2 separate regions of the Mus musculus genome follow, and region 1 is linked to region 2. A link is a contact called in ENCODE Hi-C or POLR2A ChIA-PET data. All regions are on one chromosome and are shown on one strand. The core of a region is the stretch at or near the end of the contact, and the rest is flanking DNA. Distances in the headings are between cores, read along the strand shown.

Region 1 (3,138 bases), core at 565-3,064, 400 kb before region 2:
TGGAGGGAAATGGTAACAGTGATGCTGGCAAACGCACACGCCAGATCAGGAGGCCGTGGCATGTAAGAAGACATTGTAATGATACAGTCCGCTATTTACAGGCGACCACATCTGTGCCTTGTAAGAAATAGCTGAAAATAGCAAGTTCTGCCACTTGGGGGAAAATGTGGAAATAATTTACAGCTAAAAGATAGCATTTTTAAGAACTTGACATCAAATTTAACTTGAAACCAAAACCTCCATCAGCCAAATAAGTAGAAAGTTCTAAATATAGAGAAATGTATGGGTTGGAGCGCGTAACCAATGTTTGGTGGTTGTGAGGGTAGCCTGTAATCTGTGATGAAAAGTCAGCCGGGGCCCTGGTGACCTTCTGAAATGAGTTTAATGTCCAGATGAAAATAACGGGGTCAGCGCCGCGGAACCCAGGGCAGGCTGACGGTGCCTGGAGTTTGTCTCCCTTTTCATTCCAGGATGCACTTGGGACACATGAGCACTTTCCAAGGTCTCTCCCTACACAGTTCCCTGTCTTCCCCATAACCACAGGCTGCTGCCTCTCTAACAGTGTCTTAGCCAAGATTACTCTGTGTCAGGTAGACACCAGTGTCCCCAGTGGTTACGGAACACTACTTCTGCAGATAGCTTGCTGGGGGCCTCCTTCAAGAGTGCACAGGCCCCTCTGCTGGCCCTTCCCTCCTATCCCCACCACGGGGACACCACCTTTGAAGACATACAGGTGCTCTCCCTGACTTAGCAGTCCTCTTGTGGCCATGGGGTTTTCAGACTGAATCATATAAAGGTTCTGTGAGTTTGTTCTGTGCTGTTCTGGTGCCCTCTTGCCCCTTTCCCTGTGTGGTCTCAGATTTCACCACCAAAGCTCAAGAGAATCTATTAAAGAGTCCAGTTAGGTCAAAGGTGGCAATAGATACTACTTAAAAGTGTAGTAATTCCTTTGGGCGGGGCCTGGAATCATGCTAGTGTCCTGTAGTTACGAGGAGCAAAAGAAAAAAAGGAAAAACCCAAAATACACGGTTTGGCTGCGGTAGTGGGAAAGTGGAAGGCTGTAATCTAGGGAGGGTGGCGCCCGGCACACTCACATTCTTACACTGTGCTGGTGGGTGTGTGATTTGCATGATGGCTTAGCGACTCGTGTATCAGAGGCATTTGAACAGGCCGTAGCGCTTAGAAATCTGCTTCCAGAATTTAGCCTAATGAAATAGTAATTGAACATGTGCACATATACATATGTACAAGAAAGCACACTGCAGCAGTGTTTATAGAAGCAGAAAATTGGAAGCAACTTCTGTGTTCATCAGTGGAGGAACTGTTTAGCTAAATTATATTGCAGCTATTAAACATGATGATTCAGAGCTTTATATAAAGCTAGGAGATGTCTCTGATCGATGTTTGTACAACAGTGCGTGCGTGTGGTGCCATTTTAGTTCATGTGGATGGGAGTGGGCTTGGAAGACTACTCTGTAAAAATATTTCAAATCTCAGCTCATTTCTGAGAGCTGGGGTTACATATGACTTTTATTTCTCCTTTATACTCTACCATGTTGCTTGAAGTTATTTTGTATTTTGTAAGGAACATAATTTTTTTTTTCCATTAGGAGAAAAAGAGTCTTTGTAGTTTGGGAGGCGAGGGTGGGAACTCTGGGGTCTTAATACGTGGAGAGGCCCAGCGTGTCAAGTGCTGGTCATGGCCTTGGGAACAGAGAGCCAAGGGGAGACTGATTTCTGCAGAAATCCCTGGGTTTTTCCTGAGTGCATGTTGATTATCACAGAGTCAACACCACATGTTCTTGGAACATCCTGGGGTACACTCTAAAAACAGCCCTCACTCCGGGGCCTATCCTCGGAGAGTGGGTGCCTTTGCTTGTTTCTCTGAAGTCAGCAATGTGGAATGCCTAGTCTGGTCAAAGAGAAGCTCCTGTATGCCGGCTCTGTGTGCCCACAGACTTCTGCTTCCCCTGTGACTAATCTGTTACGTCCTTCTCTTCCCTCCCCTGCTTTCTTCAAATATTTGTCTTTCCCCTCAACCCTCAGCCTCCTCTCCTGTAGCTGCAACCCTGGGACTTTTTTGGCTCCGTATTTGGCTTATGACATTGACTGTGGTCATTTGCATTTTGATCAAAATAAAGGGAGTGAAATTTGTCCTGCTTTGTAGCATGCTTACTATATTGTACAGAGGAAAACACTTCACTTATTTATATCTTGTATCTTTCTAGTTGTTAGGAAATGGACCTATGCCATTGGTAGTATGCAAATGAAGTTAAGTTCAGTGTTTTGAGATCTGAATAAAGGCTTTTGCTTGAGCTGAACTTGGTGTGTGTGTGTGTGTGTGTGTGTGTGTGTGAGAGAGAGAGAGAGAGAGAGAGAGAGAGAGAGAGAGAGAGGTATTTCAGAGTTTCTGCAGAATGGATGGTACTCTATTTTTAATTTAGTTCTGTTATGAACTAAATTATGCCCCTTCCTCCCCCCACATGGTCTCAGAATTAACTACTTTATTTTTCTAGTCATATAAACCACAGAGAGCAGTTCTTGCTACCCTCATATTGCTCTTTAATTATATGAAAATTTTAATATTTTTCACCGTGCAGCTTCTCAGCTATTGTGGGAAAACAAACCTTTCCTACAGCCTGCTTTGTGTGACGTGAATGCAGTTAACCCAGATGAGCTTGGGGCACTCCAGTGTTTCAGGATATCGGGAAATTTCTTCAGATGCAGTCAGTTTCGTCGTCCAAGGCAAGGAAGGGTCAGACGGCCTCATGCATAAGGATGAGTTTGAGCAAAGATTCCAGGAGAGCCACATCTCATCCTGATTGTGAATAAATAATTTACAGTCAGCATTTTGGACGATAATAGATTCTGCTGCAGTGAGGTGGGGTTCCTAGGCAGGATTTTTAAAGACCCATTTTGATGATGTTTGAAGCATGTGAGTCTAGACCAGTGTTGACAGGTTGTTTTGTAGCCGCAGAAATACTGACATCAAGGATCCTGGGAGTGTTTACCAGTTCCACTCTGCCTGCCCTGAGTGACACAGAGTACCTGCACACATGCAGTCCTTCCCTCAGGCCTGTGTCACCCCTACACCCCTGTCCATCCAGGAGACAGACTCCACATGGCCCTACCATTTCC
Region 2 (2,763 bases), core at 165-2,664:
ACATTTGCAGACCGGGGAGGGCTCCAACACCCGGGTAAATGCAAATTTAAGTGGTACTAAAAAAAAAAAAAGATACAAATTTTGAATTCCCTATGTACACATTTTCTTTTTTTTTAAACTGAAAGGGAAAAACATTTTGCCCTCTTTTTCAGATACTAGTGCAAAAAAAGACCTAAGCAGTGTTATTCTCAAAGTTGGGAGGTTATTTCCCAACAGGCGCGATTACCGTTTGCGTACCTCCGGGTTCGGTGCACCAAACCGACCAAAAAAGGGAGGACGAGTGAAAAGCCTTACTCTAGCTCCACAAAAGTAGGGCAGGCAGTTTCCAGCCTATTCGATCCTACAGTTTGTCAAAGTGAGTTTACGGCCCCATCATGGACCATGTGCTCGGCGGGCTTCGTGCTAGCACGATGAAGCCCGGAGGCCAACGCCTCCCGCTAGCAACGTCTCCAGAGGGGGCGAGCGGACTCGTCCGCGGCCGCCGGGGCTGCGCCGAGCGAGCCTGCTTCTCAGTGTGGCCGGAGGCCCGGCGGGCGCCGCCGGGGACGCGAACATCGCCTCCACCCCTAAGCCCGGAACAACCGGTAGTGGCCGTTTCCCCGCGCCGCCCCCCTTTCCGCCCGCTTTGTGTGCGTGTGAAATGTGCTGCACATTGCAGATGAACCCTAAGCCGGGCGAGCCGAGTCTATTGTTCCCCGCGAGGAGCCGCCGCGACCGTGTGGAGCCAGGCGCAGTGCCGCGGCCGGCCCTCGGGGGGCGCTGTGCGGCGCTGGCGGCCCGGCCGTGGCGGCGGCAGCAGAGAACGGGAGGCTGGCGGGCAGGCAGGCAGGCCGGCGGGCGGCGCGCAGCGGCTCGGCTGCCGCCGGAGCCTGTGCCCGGGGACGCCCGGGCCGCCGCCGCCGCCGCCGCGCGTGAATGTGTGCGAGGGCCCCGCGGAGCCGCGGCCCGGATCCACGCTGTCACCCCGCTCTCCACAAGCCACCACACAGACCTCCCCCTCCCCACGCGGCCCCGCCTGCCCCGGCCCCGCCGCGCCGCCGCCGCCGCCGCCGCCGCCGCAACTCCCAGGCCTGCGGCCGCCCGGGCCCCTCGCCTCGGCTCGCCCGGCCCCCGGTCGGCTCGTGCGCCCCCCGGCCGCAGCACCATGTTGAATCGCGTCCCCGGGCCGAGCCGCCAGGGCCGGCGGCGCTGAGAGGCGGCCCAGAGCCGGGCCGCGGGAGGCGGCGAGGCAGGGTGGGGGCCGCGCTCGCCCCGCGGCTCCGCGCCCGGCCGCCCGTCGCCTGCCCCTCTAGTTTCGCTCCCGTTTCTTTAAACTTTTTTAGAAATTCCCCTCCCTCCGGCCCTGCGCTCCCCCTGGCCTCCCGCTCCCTCCTTCCCCTCCTCCTCGCCTCCTCCCCCTCCCTCCTCCCTCCCTGCGCCGCCGCCGCCGCCGCCGCCGCCGCCGCCGCCGCCACCGCCGGCCCATGACTGAGCCCCGCCACCGCCGGCCGAGGAATGGGCTCCGGGCGCTGGTAGGGAGCGCGGGGAGCGGGGGCCGCGTTTGAACCGCGATCTGGGTTTTTTCGGGAGACCTCCTTTGGCAAAATAATGGCAAACTCGACGGGGAAGGCGCCTCCGGACGAGCGGAGGAAGGGACTGGCTTTCCTGGACGAGCTGCGGCAGTTCCACCACAGCAGAGGGTGAGAGCAGGACCGGGGGGGCAGCGCCGGGGCGAGCCGGGGCGAACGGGGGCCCGCCGCGGGCGCGGGGTCCCGGTGACAAGTGCGGGGCTTTCTGTCGCCCGCAGGTCGCCGTTTAAGAAGATCCCTGCGGTGGGTGGGAAGGAGCTGGATCTTCACGGGCTCTACACCAGAGTCACTACTTTAGGCGGATTCGCGAAGGTGAGTGGAAGTTTTAATTTGTATTTCCCTCTCGCTGGCCTGCTCGGAAAAGTCTGCTCCGACCCGGGAGCAGGCGCCCGGGGTCGGGGGGGCGATCGGCGGGACACACGGCGTTCTCGGCGCTCGCAGCCGGTGGCCCACGGAGGCGGCCGGCGGCGGGGCTGTTTTCGGCCTGGTGGCTCGCGTGCGCGCGGCGGGCGCGGGGCTTGGGCGGGCGGTGCGGCCCGGCGGCGGGGAGCGCCCTGCCCGGTGTCCGGCCGGCCCCGCGGGGTCTGAGCGGCGCGGCGGGGAGCGCGGGCGAGTGGAGTGCTCGCCCGCCGCCCGCCGAGCCCGCGGCCCGCCCGCCCGCCCGCGAGTCAGCGCTGCCGCCGCCGCCGCTGCCGCTCTAGCACAGGCGGAGACACAGAGACACACAGACTCTGAGCAGTTTTCGTGCAACTCAAAATTAGCGCGGGCAGGTTTAACATCGATAATCGGCTGCGAAATGATCCCGGCGGCCGGGGGCACAGCCTCGGCCCGCTCGCCCTGGCTTTCTACAGCTAACAAAAGAAAGCAGGACCTGTCTGCAAATAGCCATCTTAGGCTTCAAGGCTAGGCAGAAGCTGTAGGCCTCAAAGAAGGGCCTATGGAGATGGATAGATCTGGGAGAGGGATCGGAGTCGGCCCCGGCCCCGGCCCCCCCAGAGCTCGCGGACGTCGCTGTCCGGAGCAGTATTGATCCTTTTGAACTTTTTTTTTTTTTTTTCTTTACTGCAAACGGACCGCGTTGAGATTTAAAAGGGGGCGACAGAGGGACTTGCGATTGGTTATTGTCCGGGCTTCAAAAACAAAACAAACCCACCAACCCCCCCCCAAAACAAAACAAGTGCTGCTAAATACAGGG

The links. Hi-C counts contacts between places; a loop is a spot of excess contacts on that map. ChIA-PET counts read pairs that join two places held with the same protein, here RNA polymerase II (POLR2A).
Region 1: a map of regulatory T cell shows a loop between it and region 2 (2.5-fold over the local background). The contact joins the enhancer-like site here to the promoter of Arid2 in region 2. A Hi-C loop is called at or near these places in 1 of 37 maps with a recorded cell type or tissue (regulatory T cell). POLR2A ChIA-PET finds 5 or more read pairs at or near these places in 1 of 5 experiments (embryonic stem cell).

Annotation. Positions count from the first base shown.
Region 1 is chr15:95,885,602-95,888,739 of GRCm38, forward strand. The region is part of intron 2 of Ano6 (anoctamin 6); the gene reads left to right. Among named protein-coding and RNA genes, the nearest start is that of Gm41389, 25 kb to the right of the region's middle. Within about 2 kb of position 1,815, at least 2 of the 3 ENCODE cell types and tissues checked have a DNase peak (open chromatin) inside an H3K27ac peak, as active enhancers do.
Region 2 is chr15:96,286,108-96,288,870 of GRCm38, forward strand. Arid2 (AT rich interactive domain 2 (ARID, RFX-like)) reads left to right here and starts at 1,415. Exons shown (of 21, transcript NM_175251.4): 1 at 1,415-1,679; 2 at 1,787-1,880. The coding sequence starts at 1,588. Gm38469 reads right to left here and starts at 1,291. Exons shown (of 3, transcript XM_011245785.3): 1 at 1-1,291. The coding sequence starts at 1,146. The coding sequence ends at 403.